2 separate regions of the Homo sapiens genome follow, and region 2 is linked to region 1. Evidence: read pairs that join two places in POLR2A ChIA-PET (ENCODE). Cell type or tissue: OCI-LY7. All regions are shown on one strand. Links, peaks and the distances in the headings refer to the core of each region. The heading gives the core; the rest is flanking DNA.

Region 1 (4,398 bases), core at 139-4,138:
GCCAGATTCTTTTAGGAGCCAACCCTAAGCAAAAGGTTTAAATGTAAGTAGTTTGAGTGGTGATCATAGGAAGCACTGACAGGGGAAAGGGGCAGTAAGACAGGGAAGTGAGGGAAGCCTAGACCATTACGTTACCAATGGGGGCAACCGAGGGTCAGTCATGCTGGGAACCTGTGGGAGCTGTCCCACCTGAGGGGAAGAGGAAGCTGGAGTTTGTCCTCTAATTACTATCAGTCATTAGTTTATAGTTGCTTCCAGGAGTGTTAACTCTACAGCGCTGAGGACTTTCTCTACACCTGAACTGAGGAAAAGCCCTCGGGCAGCATCATGTACTAGCAGTAGGATACCGTCTGCACATATAGAAACAGTAAGTATTGCAGGGATATGAGCATGGTACTGACAGGATCTTCCACACTGGCCAAAAAAATGAGGACTCTGATTCCCTATAAAGTACTGAGATCTAAGAGAATCCAAAAATGTATGATAGCAACTGTCCATATCGCTGACATTCTTTCTTCCTTCCCTGTGGGTAGATGTTTAGTAAATCCCGAAAATGTTCCCTAGGTCTGACTTCATTTTCTTTTCTTTTCTTTTTTTCTTTCTTTTTTTTTTTTTTTTTTGAGACAGAGTCTCCCTTTGTTGCCCAGTGCTACTGGCGAATCTCGGCTCAGGGCAACCTCTGCCTCCCAGGTTCTAAGCGATACTCTTGCCTCAGCCTCCAGAGTAGCTGGGATTACAGGCATGCACCATCACTCCTGGCTAATTTTGTATTTTTAGTAGAGACGGGGTTTCACCATGTTGGCCAGGCTGGTCTCAAACTCCTGACCTCAGGTGATCCACCCACCTCAGCCTCCCAAAGTGCTGGGATTACAGGCGTGAGCCACCGCACCCGGCCCTGACTTCATTTTCATTTACACCCCAATATTAAGCTCTGACCTGTTCTTTTGTTCCTTCAGAATTAATTGTTGGCATCTGAGCCTACAGTCTCTGCTTTAGCAGGCATATGCCAAGGATGTGGTATTAATCTTTCCTCAGCTTTTAAATATTAAATAAGCCTCCCAAATGGACCCTAGTTCTTGCCTGAAGTGGAGCTCTACTTGGCCAAGGGTTTTGCTTTTAGAGAGCTGAAGTGGAAATAAACAAACAGACGGTCAGTAACACTGACGCTTTCCAAAGCTATTAAGTAAACCCTGTTGACACTAGCAATCTTTATTGTTTGTTGTTCGTACATTATGGTTGTCTGATTAGGTAGCATGATTGACTTTAAACACAAAAACACTAAAGCAAGAAGGAATATGAATTAGCGTAGAACTTCTGGACAGGAAGTACATATGTATTAAGGTGTTGTGGTTAAGCTCTCGGGCTCTGGCAGGAGGCAGATTGGGTTACAAACTTGGCATCCCCACTTACTTGCTGTATGACAGTGAGAATATTATTTAACTTCTCTAAACCCATTTCCACGTCTGTAAAATAGAGATAACAACAGTGCTACCTTCCCATGGCTCTTAGGAAGATTTAGCAGGATAATGTATGTGACTCTGTTAGAATAAAGGTGATCTACATGTCATAAAATCCAATATATCAGTCAGGGTTCAGTGAAGGAACAGAGCTACTGTGAGTGTTATTAGGCAAGGGATTTATTATAGGAACTAGTACTTACACAACTGTGGGAGGAGTTGAGAAAGTAAAGATCCGGAAGGGGAAGCTGGAGAAATAGTCACTAAGCAGTCCCCTAAAGCCCTGGGGTGAGCAGACAAGTCGAAGCTTGCAAGGAAATCTGAGAAATCCAGGACATTCATCAGCCAAATTGGTACTGCAAAAAGGGAGCTCACTAAGCATTGTGTGGGAAACCATGCCCCTCTTAAGACACCTCTGTGTATGCTAAGTGTCTGGTGGTGGGCCTGCAACTGCTGTTGACCAGCAGGGCTAGCATTTGGGAAGAACAGCCTGGTGTAGAACAGAGGAAAGTGGACAAGCTGAACCCACTGGGCACCTTGACATCTGTCTATCACCATGCGGCACAATGAAGATCTTCAGAGAGGCATGGCTACCGTTTCACTTCTGCCTTGCAAATTATGAGCAAGCTCCTCGTGAGATCAACTCTAACCTAGGTCCATATAAGGGATTCCGGAAAAAATTCTGCCCAGATTAGTCATGTTGACGACAGAACAATCCAGCATACCCCAAATAATATTGGCTTTAAAAGTATAGTTTATTTCTGTCTCATGCCATACAAGTCTAGACGAAGTCATTCTACAGTGACAGGAACCTAGCTCTTTAGATCTTTTTGCACTACTATCCACAGCAAGCAGCTTTACTCCATAGTCTAAATGGCCAGTGAAGCTCCAAAAATCATGTCGTCATTCCAACCAGCAGGAAAAAGAAAAGAGTAAGTTGGGCTCACACATTCTTTATTTTTTTTTTTTTATTTTTTTTATTTTTTTGAGACGGAGTTGTTTTGCTTGTCTCCCAGGCTAGGATGCAATGGCATGATCTCGGCTCACTGCAACCTCCGCCTCCCAGATTCAAGCAATTTTCCTGCCTCAGCCTTCCGAGTAGCTGGGATTACAGGTGCGAGCCACAACACCTGGCTAATTTTTGTATTTTTAGTAGAGATGGGGTTTCTCCATGTTGGCCAGGGTGGTCTCAAACTCCTGACCTCAGGTGATCCACCCGCGTCAGCCTCCCAAAGTTCTGGGATTACAGGCATGAGCCACCATGCCGGGCCTTCACACATTCTTTTTTTTTTTTTTGAAATGGAGTCTCGCTCTGTTGCCCAGGCTGGAGTGCAGTGGCGCGATCTCCGCTCACTGCAAGCTCCGCCTCCTGGGTTCACGCCATTCTCCTGCCTCAGCCTCCCGAGTAGCTGGGACTACAGGCGCCTGCCACCACGCCCAGCTAATTTTTTGTATTTTTAGTAGAGATAGGGTATCACTGTGTTAGCCAGGATGGTCTCGATCTCCTGACCTCGTGATCTGCCCCCCTTGGCCTCCCAAAGTGCTGGGATTACAGGCGTGAGCCACCGCGCCTGGCTGCCTTCACACATTCTTTTAAACAACATGTCCTGGAAATCTCACAGAGCTGCAAGGGATGCTGGAAAGTGTAGCCTTTATTTTAGGAATTGTTATGTTCAGCTAAAACTTGAAAGAGGAAGAAAGAACCTATCAAGGGAGACGTAGCAGTCCTTGCCACAGTCCTCTCATCCATAAGCTCCTTCTTTTTATATAGAGCCCTCCTCTCTAGGAGAGAGAACTCCAAAGTGTCCTCTAGTTACTGCTTTAAGCTCAAAGTTGAGAAACTCTGGGTGATATGGAGTCATCTCCATCTTATCTAGATGTAGTGGCTCATGCTCCAGAAACTCATAAACAAAGTTATTTATCCTGCCTTTTTGGTCATATTCAGTATACTGTATAGTGGTGAAACAGGAATAGAGTAACCTTAATTAAAATTTCAACTGGAGAAGAGGAAAGCAGGAAACATGTAACACTCACTGGTACTGGTCCATAGGAGTTATCAAACCCTGCTGAGCACTAATTGCAGAGAACTCCCTGGCCTGAGAAGGGAGTTCTTTGATTAGCTCACCAGGCAGCCCTTGGTTCTGCTCTCTGAGATGAGCTTTTTCAATTACTATCCTTGTTGTGGACTGGATTGTGTTCTACCCCAAATTCACCACATGTGAATTTGGGGTAGAACCCAATCCCCCAATGGGACTGTTTTTGTTTTGTTTGTTTGTTTGTTGGGAGATAGAGCCTTTTAAAAGGCAGTTAAGGTTAAATGATGTCATAAGGCTGGGGTCCTAATCACATATGGCTAGTGTCCTAAGAAGAAGAGGAAGAGACCCTAGGGACGTACATGCAGAGAGGAACGGCCATGTGAAGACACAACAAGAAGGTGACCATCTGCAAGCCAAGGAGAGAGACCTCAGGATAAACTAAACCTGCTGATATATTGATCTTGCACTTCCAGCCTCCAGAACCATGAAAAAATAAAGAGTTGTTTAGACCTCCAATCTGTGGTATTTTGTTATGGCAACCATAGAAGACTGATGCACTTCCTGGTCCTTAGCTCTGCTCTCTCAGAAGTTCCTCCTTCATCAGCCTCCTCCATGGCCACATCTGAGACTGGCTTTGCTGAGTCATCCCTTTTTCGGGAGATACACTCTTTATTAAATCCACTTCATTTTTGTGCAGGCTTGGGGATTGCTATAGGGCTATAATAGTCACAGATTTTTGCAGGCAATATAATTCTTTCAAATATAATTTTTTAAAATTTATTTTCATTCAATTCTCTGTCCTTGTAAGTACAGCCAAAGATCTTGTCTAGCCACAGTGTTTTCGTTTGTTTGTTTAAAGCCTGAAGACAGATCTTTTTTGTTTTGTTTTGTTTTGTTTGAGACAG
Region 2 (4,398 bases), core at 309-4,308, 140 kb after region 1:
AAAAGTTTGGACACCCTAGCTAAAAGCTATTGTATACTGTATATCTCTGTCATATTGGTCTTTTACCTCTGCCACAAGGCCTAGATGGGGTGAGGGGGTGCTGTTCCTTCAGCCTGGTGTCCTAGAATAATGAAAAAGTATACAGTTATTAGCCAGTGAAATTTTATTGTTGTTGCTGCATTATCATCTAGTAAAAGGTGACTGACACAGAAAGTTAGCTGTCCAGCTTTTCTCTTTAGGTTGGGTTAATAAGAAAAGTAAGAGTTATTTCCAGGCATTTGAAGGATTTACATCTTTCAGCTCCTCATACCTCATTCTGGGTGTTTTACTTCACCCAAGCAAAATGTGAAAAGTACGTTTGGACAAATGATTTCTACTGCTGGTTATTTATTTATTTTTTTAATGAGACCTGGTCTTGCTGTGCTGCCCAGGTTGGTCTCTACCCTTTAGGCTCAAGCAGTCCACTGCCTCAGCCTCCCAAGTAGCTGAGATTACAAGTATGTGCCACTGCGCCCAGCTCTGGACAAATGATTTCTTAAATGCCTGTGGAGATAAATACAAGACCTTCTGTAACTTCACTCCTTATCTGCATAGGGATAGTAGAGTTTGGCAAGCTAGTGAGTAGGGCCTTGATGGAAAATTGGCCAATTTTCTAAGGGGGTGTAATTTGCTCTATGTATTCTAAAATGGCATTTGTTGGATCAGGTCATTTAATTTTATTTTGCCCATGTAACACAATGATCCCAAAAATTGACTTGGAGAAGTAATTTTAAGGTATCTTATGTTTTTATCATGTGGACCATTCCAAAATTTCTGAAAACATAGCACTGAATGCAACAAGAAGTTAGATTGTAGTGACAGTTCTGGCTTTGATGTAACCAAACTTTTAAGGACATGATTTACTCCTGCCTTGTCTGGGGAATTGTTGGTAACCTTGTCTAGGGAATTGTTGGTAAAGCAAACTCCCAGTTTCCTTTGTGGTTGGTTATTTTTTACAATTTAGTTTGGGGATATTGCATTCCACATTTTGGTCGGTGACAGGCAGAGGGGTTAATTTGTGAAAGTGTCAAATATTATGATCACTTGATAACTTACTCAACTGAGTTTATGAGTATTTGATAAACAGATTTCACCACTTACTGTTTTTTTTTTTTTTTAAGATGGCAGGATAGCTAGTGACAGTTATTTTATACCAGTTAAGAGAACCGTAGCTGACAATGCAACAGTGTAACATCTGTTTACATAGCCTTTATGTTATACTGGGTATTATAGGTAATTTAAAGATAATTTAAAGTATACAGCAATATGTGCATAGGTTATATGCAAATACTACACTACTTTATATAAGGGACTTGAACATTGTCAGATTTTGTTATCTGTAGGGAGTCCTGGGACCAGTCTCCCACAAATACTGATGGACATGGTATTTAAAATAAAAATTTCAAAATCTTTATACTAAATTTGAGCAGATAAGTATCAAAGTGAGTGAACAGATTCAGTAGTCTATTTAATGGGCAGTAAGCAGTAAAGCAGATTATTAGCATCTTTTGTGCAACCCACTATTCTTTATGATTTTATTTTTAGAGTATTGCAAATTCTCAAGCAAAATTTAGAAGTGTAAAATAAAATCATACAGTTTTCAACTGAGAATGGGATTCTTAAAGAATCTAATAGCAGAGTTGCATTTCTAAAGAGGTTAGAAATTATCAGCATAAAGTGATTATTTAATATTTAATTCAGCCATTTAATGAAAATAAACTCAAATTAAAATTATTTTCAGTAGAAAAATGAATGAAATTTTTATTCAGAAAAATGTTGTACTCTCAGGCAACAGCATGAATATAATTGGAATGCCTTTGTCAAAGATAGAAATGCCATGTCCACTTAAAAGGTTTTGCTTGATGTTTTCTAAGCTTTTGCTTTAGTTTTATTTTGAAGTATACTTCATCAGATATTCATTACTTTGAATTAATACAGCATTTGTTTTGTCTATGTGTTGTATATGCTTTTTGACCCAACAATCGTGGTACTTAGTTAAGTCTGTTCTTGGAAAGCAGTACAGACCCTAGTTTATTTAATCAAAGAAACCCTACCATGACCTGTTTTTCAAACAGAGCATCTAGAGTTATATTCCTAATGTTTCCATTTCATTGTTCACCTTGATTTTCACATCCTTTGCATTTTTAATAGAGCTCTTGCCCTCATCTTCTTCCCTTGTTGCTGGGCAAGGTTTGTGACACTGATGTCTGATTGGTTTTAGACTATTTCGGCTTTGAGCCAATCAGACAGTGAATTTCAGTTCTCTCACAGGACTGAAACATTGAAGCAGCTGTTGATATATTTTTCCTGTGGGGAGATTATATAAACTAAGAGTATGGCTGCAGCAAGCTCCCTCTTGGGTATGTTTGAAAAATTACAAGGTTCATCTGTAAGGAAGGGGGGAAATGAGGTTTATTTTTAAAACTTGGTTATTAAGAACACCTAATAAGTAGTGAATTTGAGAAAAAAATTCTGATAACAAATTTTCCATTTTTATTTTATAATCCTATATTTAAAGAACTATAGAATGGTGTAATATAATAAAAATGTCTTTAATTTTCATGAATATTTACTTTGTAATCCACACATTTGTTTTATAATAAAGCTTTGAAAGGATATCTCATATAACCTTTTGTAACTTGCTGCGAAAGGCAGTTAAGGAGAAAAGGATGTAGTAATTGTACTTATACCACTTAATATAGGTTGTCCAGAATCAGACATTTAGATTTCATTAGATGAATTAAACTAAGTCAGTTCAGTGCAGTAGACAGCACAACACTTCATAATACTATCCCTAGTAATCCTTTGGGTCCAGAATACTATTAATTTTTGGAATCGGAAATCTGTAACAATAGTGGTAGATGGGTATGAAGATTTTTTTTTTACTTGTCTGGATTTAAGGTTTTGCTAGATTTATATATTTTATATGTATGGTCTATGGAATTTTTAAAAAGAAATTTACATTTGAATTTTGCATTGTATAGAAAAATATGTTCTTACGTATATTGTCCATGTTTGACTTATTCCTCAGGTAGGAAATTAATTTATATTAATGTATATTTCTTGAAATGTTCATGGATATTTATTAAAGCAAATAGCATAAAAGATGTAAATCTTATCCATTTATGTGTGTGGTATATTTAATGCGTGTTACGTGGATTTAGGGTTTTATGTAAACTGTGTTCTAGATTACTTATTTCAAACAAAGAACCACACTTAAGTATTGCAGATACAGTTTTTGTTTAACTATGTTTTTCTGACCTTATTGTCTGTCTCCTGTTGCTGGGCAGGAATCAGAATGCTGGCTGCTGATTGGCTGAGTTTGTGAGCAGCTCTTGAACAGCCATTTAAATTCTTGAGCTTTTTGAGCAGGCAGATTGTAGGCTAAGACATAACAGCTTCCCTTTGTTGTTTCATTGCTATGATCTCTTGCTAGAAAGAAGTGGGTGGAGGGGGATGAAGCAGAGAAGAGAGTAATGTTTTCATTTAAAGAAGAAGCTCGTTGGGCTTTCCTTAAAAATATTTTAAAAATAATTTACCAAAAATTTGAAAAAAAAATTTCCAAGCCAGAGAGACTTATTTGCAGGTAACATACCCTTCTCTGGTTATTTAAATATAAATTTCTATAGAAAAAGGTTTTATTAGTGATATTATTTTCCCAGAGTTCTTGAATATACAGAGACTTAAAAAACATTATTTTGACTCTCATCCTCATGAAAAAAATACTTTCAGGAGAAACTAGTTCATCATGTTTTGCAGTTACTTTTAGACATGGCAGACATCTTCTGCCGTAAAATACCAATGCTTTTTTCTGTGAAAATGAATTACAGTCATGTGAAAGCTTTCTGATTTGAGTTGCCACCTAAAATACTAACATTTATTTTATAGAATAGTTTTATGAATGGCATCTTAGTTCTAGGCGACAGTACTAAAATGATCCTTGGAAGTGTTTTGCACTGGTATTACAGCCATGGAAACTTGTTTGCAGGTAACACACCCTTCTCTAATGTGTATCTTTCTCAAATATGCTTCGCTAATGCAAAATACATTTCTAAAAGCAGACTGCTGATTGGTTTGTACAGATATGGCTGAACTAGTTTGAACTAATTGTTCGTGTTACTTCCTTATTGCTTTGTCTGTTTTTTATTATATTTAGAACCCATAAGATCTGGTAAATGGCTGTAGTGTGCTCCCTTGTGGGTATGGATGGTAGTTATTCTATAATTCTTTTTAGAGTGCTTTATTATTACTGAAGTTAATGACAATTTTATTGATAAAATCAACTTTTCTTGAATTATATATTTTTATTAAATATTATTTGGTGGTGGCAATTTAATATTAACTGTGAGGTTTACATGT

Evidence for each region. Peaks named below come from ENCODE experiments on the same cell type or tissue, not always from the same donor. Only the 100,000 strongest peaks of a DNase experiment are listed, where the experiment ranks them.
Region 2: POLR2A ChIA-PET joins it to region 1 with 7 read pairs; 4 of 35 experiments call an interaction of 5 or more read pairs at or near these places.

What each region holds. Positions count from the first base shown.
Region 1 is chr12:14,272,009-14,276,406 of GRCh38, forward strand. No RefSeq gene overlaps it. Among named protein-coding and RNA genes, the nearest start is that of ATF7IP, 91 kb to the right of the region's middle. In OCI-LY7, for the core only: no CTCF peak of the experiment used is centred there; DNase peaks (open chromatin) are centred at 1,365, 1,733, 2,093 and 4,098; H3K4me3 peaks cover 1,325 bases; H3K27ac peaks cover 1,932 bases.
Region 2 is chr12:14,414,550-14,418,947 of GRCh38, forward strand. All of the region lies in intron 1 of ATF7IP (activating transcription factor 7 interacting protein), which reads left to right. Among named protein-coding and RNA genes, the nearest start is that of ATF7IP, 51 kb to the left of the region's middle. In OCI-LY7, for the core only: CTCF peaks have their summits at 2,416 and 4,224; DNase peaks (open chromatin) are centred at 2,292 and 3,362; H3K27ac peaks cover 397 bases.